Linked DNA regions of Homo sapiens: region 2 is linked to region 1. A link is an interaction called in ENCODE POLR2A ChIA-PET data of the cell type or tissue named here. Cell type or tissue: PC-9. All regions are shown on one strand.

What was found. Peaks named below come from ENCODE experiments on the same cell type or tissue, not always from the same donor. Only the 100,000 strongest peaks of a DNase experiment are listed, where the experiment ranks them.
Region 2: POLR2A ChIA-PET joins it to region 1 with 5 read pairs; 2 of 35 experiments call an interaction of 5 or more read pairs at or near these places.

The regions. Positions count from the first base shown.
Region 1 is chr2:46,923,252-46,928,251 of GRCh38, forward strand. It overlaps a transcript of MCFD2 not described here and a transcript of TTC7A not described here. Among named protein-coding and RNA genes, the nearest start is that of MCFD2, 9.9 kb to the left of the region's middle. In PC-9, a CTCF peak has its summit at 2,600; DNase peaks (open chromatin) are centred at 30, 2,440 and 2,670; H3K27ac peaks cover 2,243 bases.
Region 2 is chr2:46,842,068-46,847,067 of GRCh38, forward strand. The region is part of intron 1 of LINC01119 (long intergenic non-protein coding RNA 1119); the gene reads left to right. Among named protein-coding and RNA genes, the nearest start is that of LINC01119, 17 kb to the left of the region's middle. In PC-9, no CTCF peak of the experiment used is centred here; no DNase peak of the experiment used is centred here.

The DNA.
Region 1 (5,000 bases):
TCAACTTAACCTTCAGCCCCTCTCTCCTCCCTGGAGGTTGGAGGTGGGGCTAAGAGTCCCAACCTTCTAATCACACCTTGGTCTTTCCAGTAAAGAGCTGTCATTCTGAATTACCTGGGGGCTGCCAGCCATCAGTCAACCATTAGCTTACAAGAAGACATCACTGTGGAGTCTTTAAGGATTGTAGGAGTTGTATGCTAGAAAACAGGGTCAAAGACCAAATATATATTTCACAATATCACAGAAGGTATAGGCCTTGGAGAGTCCTAGCCATATGTGAAAGTATCAGACCTGTCTCTTTACTCTTTTTAACACAAAATTTCTTCCCTTGTTGCAGTCTCCATTAAAACTCAGAATTGACCAGGTGTGATGGTTCATGCCTGTAATCCTAACATCTTGGGAGGCCGAGACAGGAGAATCGCTCAAGTCCAGGAGTTTGAGACCAGCCTGCACAACATAGGAAGACCCTGTCTCTATAGAAAAACTTTTTTTTTTTTGGAGACAAAGTCTCACTCTTGTCCACCAGGCTGGAGTGCAATGGCGCCATCTCAGCTCACTGCAACCTCTGCCTCCCAGGTTCAAGCAAATCTCTTGCCTCAGCCTCCAGAGTAGCTGGGATTACAGGCGCCTGCCACCACGCCCAGCTAATTTTCTTTGTATTTTTAGCAGAGACGGAGTTTCACCATGTTGGCCAGGCTGGTCTCGAACTCCTGACCTCAGGTGATCCACCCGCCTCGGCCTCCCAAAGTGCTGGGATTACAGGTGTGAGCCACTGTGCCCGGCCTATAGAAAATTTTTTAAAAAATAGCCAGGCGTGGTGGTGTGGGCCTGTAGTCCAGCTACCCAGGAGGCAGAGGTGAGAGGATCGCCTGGGCCCAGGAAGTCAAGGCTGCAGTGAGCTATGATCCTGCCACTGCACTCCAGTCTGGGTGACAGAATGAGATCCTGTCTCTTTAAAAAAAAAAAAAACCCAACTAAAGGAACCAAAAAAAAAAAATCTCAAAGTCCCTGTAAACCAGTAAAACTGTAAACCCCCCAGGGAAGCCTTGGTATCAGCTCATCAACATTCTTCCCTTCTCTCCACTAAGTTAGCTCCTTCTTAATTTTTTGAATATTGAGAATTTTCCCTACTTTATTGTGAGCTTAGCTCTCCAATTAACTGAAAGCTTGGGTTTTACATTTATGGAATATAATCATATTTGTGAAGAATTTATATTTTGTATTTGAGTATAATAATATTCTAAAGAAAAATTATAAAATATATTGAGTATGAGTGTTTTGAATAGAATATGAGAAGAAAACTTGAAGAAAATCTGGAATAAAAATATACCATGTGATATTCATAAGAGTACCTTACTATTCATTGGATATTTTCTTTTTTTTTTTTCCCCTGGAGATAGGGTCTTGCTCTGTCACCCTGGCTGGAGCGCAGTGGTGCGATCTCAGCACACTGCAGCCTCAACCTCCTGGGCTCAAGCCATCCTCCTGCCTCAGGCCCTGGAATAGCTGGGACTACAGGCACACTGCCAGCACGCCTGGCTAATTTTTGTATTTTTTGTAGAGACAAGGTTTCACCATGTTGGCCAGGCTGGACTCGAGCTCTGGGCTCAAGCAATCTGCCTGCCTTGGCCTTCCAGAGTCCTAGGATTATGAGCGTGAGCCAGCCTGCCACAGCCTTCATTGGATATTTTCAAGAGTACTCTTAGTTTTTGGTAAATCATACATTTGGCAAATGGGGTAGCTTGGATACTGAAGTAACTAATCCTTCAACAAATTGGCCTTTAGGGATATGGGCTGCTGCCATTCAGCTTTCAGTATTTTTCTGTAATACAGATCTGTTTGTTGCACTGCACTTGGTTTTCAATTATTTATTTATTTATTTCAGTGATGGGGGTTGTCTGGCTATGTTCCCCAGGCTAGATTTGAACTTCTGGGTTTAAGCGATCTTCCCACCTCAGCATCCTGAGTAGCTGGGACTACCGGCATGCACCACCACACCCACTTGTTTTTTTAACAATATGTTGAGCTGGGTGCAGTGGCTCATGCCTATAATCCCAGCACTTTGGGAGGCTAAGGTGGGCGGATCACTTGAGGTCAGGAGTTCGAGACTAACCTAGCCAACATGGTGAAACCCCATCTCTACTAAAAATACAAAAATTAGCCGGGCATGGTGGTGGGCGCTTGTAATCCCAGCTACTTGGGAGGCTGAGGCAGGAGAATCTATTGAACCTGGGAGGCGGAGGTTGCAGTGAGCTGAGATTACACCACTGCACTCCAGCCTGGGCAACAAAGTGTCTCAATAAATAAATAAATAAATAATATGTTGACACATGCCTGGTCAGAATAAATTAACCTGACTGTATCAACTGACTCATTTGATGTGAAAAGGCAATTCACAAACCAGTTCCTAAGCTGACTTCTCCCCTGCCACCTCCCCCAAAAAAACCCATGTTTATTTTTCATTTTTCCCTAAGCAACATTAATAATTGATTCTGGCTAGGGAAAGACCATGTTAACCCCCGTTGAAAGGGATTAAAAGTCAATGGAAGATAAAAATAAAGTGGCTTTTGTGGATACAACCCATACTTCCTATGTGTTCAGCATACCAGTTCCACAAGATTCCTTTCTTAAAAACCATTCTGCCTTGAGTTCTTAGATACACTACAACAGTGCCACCCAGGTGTCAGCTAAGATCTTATTTTTTGGAGGTCTGGGTATAATGGGATCAGACTTAACCTGGAAAGTTTGGGTTTGTCCGGTAATATCTGCTCATTCTCAGAGACTTACTCACTTGAGGTGCCCTTAGTCTCTTATTTCTGTGTCTGTTTTGCTTCCCACCCTGCCCCCTCATCAGTGAGGATGCAGAAATCAGCATTTCTTAGCATTCCCTCCACAGAAGAATCTCCTCCCACACAGAGCAGTTGTGAGTCGTGAAGACTTTACTGAAGCCTTACCATCTCCTCAGAGTGGAGCAGTGCTAGATGGTCGGGGAGACATATTTAGTTAATTTTGGTTTAGTTCCACACACTGAGTATATGCCATTGCCCAGGTACTGTGCTAAACAGTGGAGATCGGAGTAAGTGATGCTCCCTATCCTCAAGATACAGTCTAGATGGGGAGAGAATGTAAAATAATATGGTAAATGGTAAATGCTTGTTAGAGCCCAGGTCGCCATGGGAGCACACAGTGGGGGCACTTAAGCCTATGGTGAGGATAGGGAGAGTCAAGGAAGACTTCCCTCTATGATAAAATAGAGGAGTGAATAGATGAGCCTTCTCATGGACCACAGCCGAATGTCAATTGGTCTGAGTTGAGAAACTCTCAAGCCCAGATTTTTTGAATAAGGTGATTTCAGATTGGTAGAGCCCCCCCAGGTGCCTAGAAAAAGCAACTGGACGTCCTTTCAGAAGAATATAAAATTATCCTAAGCATCAGATGATTTCTACAATAATTTTTCAAATGCAATGTCCTACACAATTAAAGACAACTAGACATGAGGAAACAAGACAGTGTGAACACAAACTAGAAGAAAGAGCAATCAACGGACCTCCACAGCTTGAGACACTGGAATTCTCAGACAGAGGTTGTTAAACACTGCTTACTATCTTCAAAGAAATAAAAGCCAAATTTAAAAATTTTCACATGGGAGCTAAAAGCTACAAAAAGTAACAAAACATTAGAAAAAAGAACTAAATAGAAATTTGTGAACAGAAAAATATAACGGATAGATTGAACTACAGTTTAGACACACGAAAAGAGAGAATCAGTAAATTGGAAAATATGCCAGAGGAAACTATTGTATCTAGAATGAAGAGAGACAAAAAGATAGAAAATACAAAAGGATAAGAGTCACAGAGAATTCAGTGAGGTCTTACTTGTATGTAGTTGGAGTCACAGGAGGAGAGGAGAGAATGAGCAAAGACAGTATTTGAAGAGATAATATCTAAAAATTTTCCAGAACCAATGAAAGATTACAAGATCAGGATCAAAAAGAGTGACAAATCCCAAGCAAAGTTAATGAAAAGAAACCTAAGCTAAGCACATTAAAATAAGTCTGTAGAAAACCAAAGAAAAATAATATTAAAGATAGAGGAGAAAAAAAGATTTTTTTTTTTTTTTTTTTGAGATGGAGTCTCGTTCTGTTGCCCAGGCTGGAGTGCAGTGGCGTGATCTCGGCTCACTGCAGGCTCCACCTCCCGGGTTCACACCATTCTCCCACCTCAACCTCCAGAGTAGCTGGGACTACAGGCATCCGCCACCACGCCCGGCTAATTTTGTTTTTGTGTTTTTAGTGGAGACAGGGTTTCACCGTGTTAGCCAGGATGGTCTCAATCTCCTGACCTCGTGATCTGCTCTCCTCGGCCTCCCAAAGTGCTGGGATTACAGGCATGAGCTACCGCGCCCGGCAAAAAAAAGATTATTATTAAAGGAGCAACAGACGGCTGACTTCTCACAACAGGAACAGTGGAAGCCAGAAAACAGTATATCTTCAAAGTGCAAAAGAAAACTGCTCACCTAAAATACTACAGCCAGCTAAAATATCCTTCAAGAGTAAACGTGAGAAGACATTTTTAGAAAAAAACTGAGTGATTTATCCACCAGCAGAAACACTAATATTGGGGTTTTTTTGGTGTTTTTTTTTTTTTTTTTTTTTTTTTTTGAGACAGGGTCTCACTCTGTCACCCAGGCTGGAGTATAGTGGCACGGTCATGGCTCACTGCAGCCTCAACTTCCTGGGCTCAAGTGATCCTCCCACCTCTGCCTCCTAAGTAGCTGACCACTGGCATACACCACCACGCCCAGCTAGTTTTTGCATTTTTTGTAGAGACGGGTTTTTGCCATGTTGCCCAGGCTGGTCTCTAACTCCTCGGCTCAGGTGATCTGCCCACCTTAACCTCCCAAAGTGCCGGGATTACAGGCGTGAGTCATTGCACCCAGCCTTGTATTAGTTTTCTCTTTCTGCATAACAAATTACTACCAGTTTTGCAGCTTAAAATAAC
Region 2 (5,000 bases), 81 kb before region 1:
GGCAGACTATAGCTTCTGCCACTCACCCCTGCTAGCTGCCTCTAGGGCCTGGCTTTGTACTTAGGGGTGCTGGGGTCTTGGCTAGGTGAGAACTATAGAACACATCTACCACCCTACAGCAAACCATCCCAAAATTTAGTGGATTGAAGCAACAATTTTACTGGCTTGCAGTTTTGTAGGTCTGCAATTTGGCTGGGCTCAGTTGGTGGGTCTCCTGCTGGTCTTGCCTGGGGTCATTCATGCAGCTGTAATTATCTGGTGGTTTGACTAGGGCTGCCTGGTCAAAGATGTCCTCACATGTCTGGCAGTTGACTAGCTTAAGGCCTCAGTTCTCCATGTGGTCTCTCCAACAGGCTAGCTCAGGCTCATTCACATCATGGTCTCTACATTCTAACCACAGCCAAGGAGAGGGTGAACCCCATGCACAAGTACTTTCAAACCTCTATTTGCATCACCTTTGCTAACGTTCCCTCGGCCAAAATAAGTCACCTTGCCAAGTTCGTATTCAAGGGCAGGACAAATAACTTCACTGTTAGATGGGAAGAGCAGCAAAGTCACATTGCGAAGGGGCACATTATGCAGGAGGAATTATTGAGGCTATCTTCATAAAGTGTCTTCCACGGTAACCTCAGGCTGAGGCACCTTTATATAGGATGAGGCATGTCTGTCTGCCCTTGTTCTGGTCAGAATCTAGTGGCCCCAACAAAAAGACTTTGCAAGTGTCTCAGGGAACTTTTGAAGGTACACGTGGCCCTCCCATGTACCTGAAGGGCTGCCAGCAACCAAATCCATCCCTGGGAGCAGCCTGTCTCTCTGGTGGTCTTCAAGATCTCCCTTGCGGCGTCTCTTTCCTCGCTGTGTGTCTCCTCACTCTCCTCTCTGCTCATTGGTTTCTTCTATTTACATCCAGCACCTGCTCCCTCGCAATTTCTGCTTCCACTGGACACACACGGAAAGCACCTTTCACCTTCTGGCCCTGGTGCAAACTGGCTCAGGCTCTTCATGTTTCCCAGCTCCTGTTTCAGAAAGGATGACCCTGATCAACCCAGCTCCTACGCTCAGTCTACACCACATCACAGGAGGCTGGCCAGGCTATGGATGAGCCACCCTGAGCTTAGAGGCTCACAGCCCGTCCAGTCACCTGGGGAGGTGTGTGTGTGGAAGGGAACTGCAGTAGGTTGAATAATGACCCTCCCAGAAGATATGTCAACATACAAATCCTCAAAACCTGTGAATGTGGCCTTTTTGGGGAAAAAGGTCTTTGCAGATATAATTAAGAATCTTGAAACGGCATCATCCTGGATTATTAGGGTGGACCCTAATTCTAATAGCAAGTGTCCTTATGAGAGTCATGCAGAGGAGAAGACAGACACAGAAGAAGCCCATGTCATCAGAGGCAGAGGTTGGAATGATGCAGCAGCAAGCCGAAGAATGCCTGGAGCCACGGGAGGCTGGAAGAGGCAAGGAAGGATTCTTCCCCACAGCCTTCAGAGGAGCACTGCCCAGCCAACGCTGCCATTTCAGACTTCTGGCTTCCAGAACTGTGACAGGAAACATTTATGTTTGTTTTGTTTTGCTTTAACATTTTTTGTGGTGAAAAATACGTACATAATATTAGCCATTTGTAAGTGCAAAATTCAGTAACATTAATTACATTAACAAGGCTATGTACCCATCACCACTATCTTTTTCTTTATTCTTTTTATTTTTATTACATTATTATTATTATTTTGAGACAGAGTCTTGCTCTGTCACTCAGGCTGGAGTGCAGTGGCACAGTCTCAGCTCACTGCAACCTCTGCCTCCCGGGTTCAAGATTGTCATGTCTCAGCTTCCCGAGTGGCTGGGATTACAGGCACGTGCCACCATGCCTGGCTAATTTTTGTATTTTTAGTAGAGACAGGGTTTTGCTATGTTGGCCAAGATGGTCTCGAACTCCTGGCTTCAAGTGATTTACCCGCCTCAGCCTCCTCCCAAATTGCTGGGATTACAGATGTGAACCACCGCGCCTGGCCACCATTATTTTTTTTTTATCATCCCCAACATAAATTCTAGCCATTAAACAATACTCTCCCTTCTGTCTTCTCCCTGTCTCCTGGTAAACTTTATTCTGTTCTGTGTCTCTATGAATTTGACTACTCTAGCTACCTCATGTAAGTGGAATCATACAATATTTGTTCTTCTGTGTCTGGTTTATTTCACTAAGCATAATGTTTTCAAGATCAATCCATGTTGTGGCATATATCAAAATTCCATTCTTTTTAATTGGTCAATAGAATTCCACTGTATATATATACCACATTTGGGTTATCCATTCATCTGGTGATGAGCACTTGTATTGTTTCTACCTTTTGGCTACTGTGAATAATGCTGCTATAAACATTGGTTTACAGATATCTGTTTGAGTCCCAACTCTCAGTTCTTTTGCTTATATACCTAGGAGTGGAATTGCTGGACCTTATGGTAATTGTATGTTTAACATTTTGAAGAACCGCCAAACTGTTTTCCAAGCAGCAGCACCATTTTGCATTCCCACCAGCAATGTGCAAGGGATCCAGTTTCTGCACATTCTTGCTGACACCTGTTATTTCTCAGTTTTTTGCTTTGCATTGTTTTTGTTTTTATGGCCATCCTAGGAGGTAGAAGGTGGTATCTCATTGTGCCTCTGATTTTCATTTCCCTGATGACTGATGATATTGAGCCTATTTTCATGTGCTTATTGGCCATTTATATATCTTCCTTGGAGAAATGTCTATTCAAGTTCCTTTGCCCATTTTTGAATTAGGTTGTTTGTTTTCTTGGTTGTTAACTTCTGTTGCTTTAAGCCAACAAGTTTGTGGTAATCTGTGACACCAGCCCTAGAAAACAAATGCGTTGCCCAAAATCCAGCCTCCTGGGCAGCAGGACCCCACGGTCAGGCAATTTCTTCCAGAAGGCTGATTAGTCATACAGGTGGCATCAGCACCGACTTTATTCACCTGCCAGTGGATGAATTCTTCAGCTCTTCCCTTCCAAGGCCTGAGACCTGCAAGCCAAGAGGGCTTGAACACCAGTCTCCTCTTCAGTGTGCGCATGCACAACTCTTTCGAGAGGTTTGGAAGTAAAAAGAAGGAGTGGGATGGAGCAGCAGTTGAAGAGAGGGTTATAAGATCCCCTCTGTCTTATAAGGAGGTGTTGCTTTGTTTGATTGTTTGTCTTGAAAGGATGCGAAGACCTGAGTACTTGTAGAGGCTGAGAGAAGAAGCCAGGGGAGAGGGAGAGGGGACATGAAACATCACATCTGGATGCCAAGCACGTCTTCTTTCTGTCTCACTAATCGGAGTCATAGGAGCTTAGCCCTGAAAGGGACCTTAGAGTTTAGCTCCTTCATTTTGCAGATAGAGAGAGAGCAGGCACAGAAGAGGACCTGCCCGGGGTACTTCCGCAGCCAGCTGCTTGCTCCTGACATCCCCTATGTCTAGGACTTCATAGTGTGCCCTCTGGAAAGACAACTATTTTTTAACTGCCTTTTTCCATGTCTCCACAAGTTGTAAAATAGCTCTTCTATTTCTTCTCTGTTCCTATGCCCTTACCCGTCTTCCCAGGACACAATGGCATATGAACCCTTTGTTCCTGCCAAATGCAGCCGAGGAAGTGGGAAGGGCCTTTGGGTTGAGCGGACCAGGAGACTATACCCTGCCGATGGGGATGCTGCCAGGCTCGGCAGGCCTCCACTTCCCCTCTGCCTGTTCCTCTGTCTCCCGGGGTAGGGAAATCCTGGGATCTTTACTCCCCAGCATTCCTTTCCATCATGGTTCTAAGTTAGATTTTGGCAGTAAGATGCACTTGCACAAGCATCAGAAGCTGAAGGCGAGAGAAAGCCCTTCTCTGAATTGGCCTGGGCAGATGCGTGGTAGACGGTGGCTTTCAAACAAGCTCCTGCACGCTGTCTGCTTTCTGCTCTGGTGCTGCAGGCAATTGAAATGATCTCCATGCCTTCTCTGCAATCCTGGCACTTCCTGATTCTGTGGGGTCTGACAGTGACTTCCCTGATCTTCCCTAATGCAGCCCTTCCGTCCATTATGAATGCCTCTAAATCCCTTGTATTAAAACCCCGTGTATTTGGAATATCTAGAGCAGCTTCCAGTATTATAACCAAACCCTGACCGACACGCTGGCATAGATAAAGAAGCTACGTAAAATGATGTGTGGGGAAACATCCTGTTCAATCTTCCCGGCAGTGCTGAGGTTAGGCTGTCATTTTCCCAGTTTCATAGATTAGAAGCCTGAGGCTAAAGAGGTCAAGGTTGCCTGACTCCCAAGTCATTCTCTTTCTACTAGATCATTCTACTCTGCTTCTCTTGATAGATAGGGAGAAGCAGGCATAAGAGGGAAAGAGAAAAGCAGCAGGGGAGGACATGACAGAGATGGACAAAGGAAGAGGCAAGGAGAGACTCATTTGAAGTAGAAAGGGAGAGAGAGAAACCCCAAGGGTTCTGGAAAGTTGGAGAAACTTCTCATCACCTCTACTCAGACGGTGCTTTACAAGGTTACCCTTGCTCTTGGGCAATAGCAATTAGCCAAGTAACCACCGTTCACAGCCCTTTGCCTGTTCTTTATTCTCAGGCTTTTGAGACTGCAGTGTGAACAGAAGACACAACAACCCACGGAGTGAAGAATTCTCTGGGCTGCCCCAGCAATGCAGAGCAGTGTTCCCCTGGAGGGTGGATGAACTCAGGCAGAGGGGCAGCCCCAGCCCTGGGCTCAGGGGGAATGGGAATCAGGTTTGCCCTTGCACCCCAGGGTAGCTGGTGAAGGCTGTCTTGGATAATCTTCGGCCTCTCCCTTCCAGACTCTTCTTTAAGCATCCCCATCCCACCTTGGTATCCTAGTCCCTCTGCTACTCCCGTGCTTGCCTTCCTGGGACAGTGATAGTTGCAGTTCCTGCTGACTTGGAGTGCCCCTCCGCTCTGTGTCCTGTGAGAAAGCGGGTAGGTTGATGAGGGAGGGCAGGGGTGGGA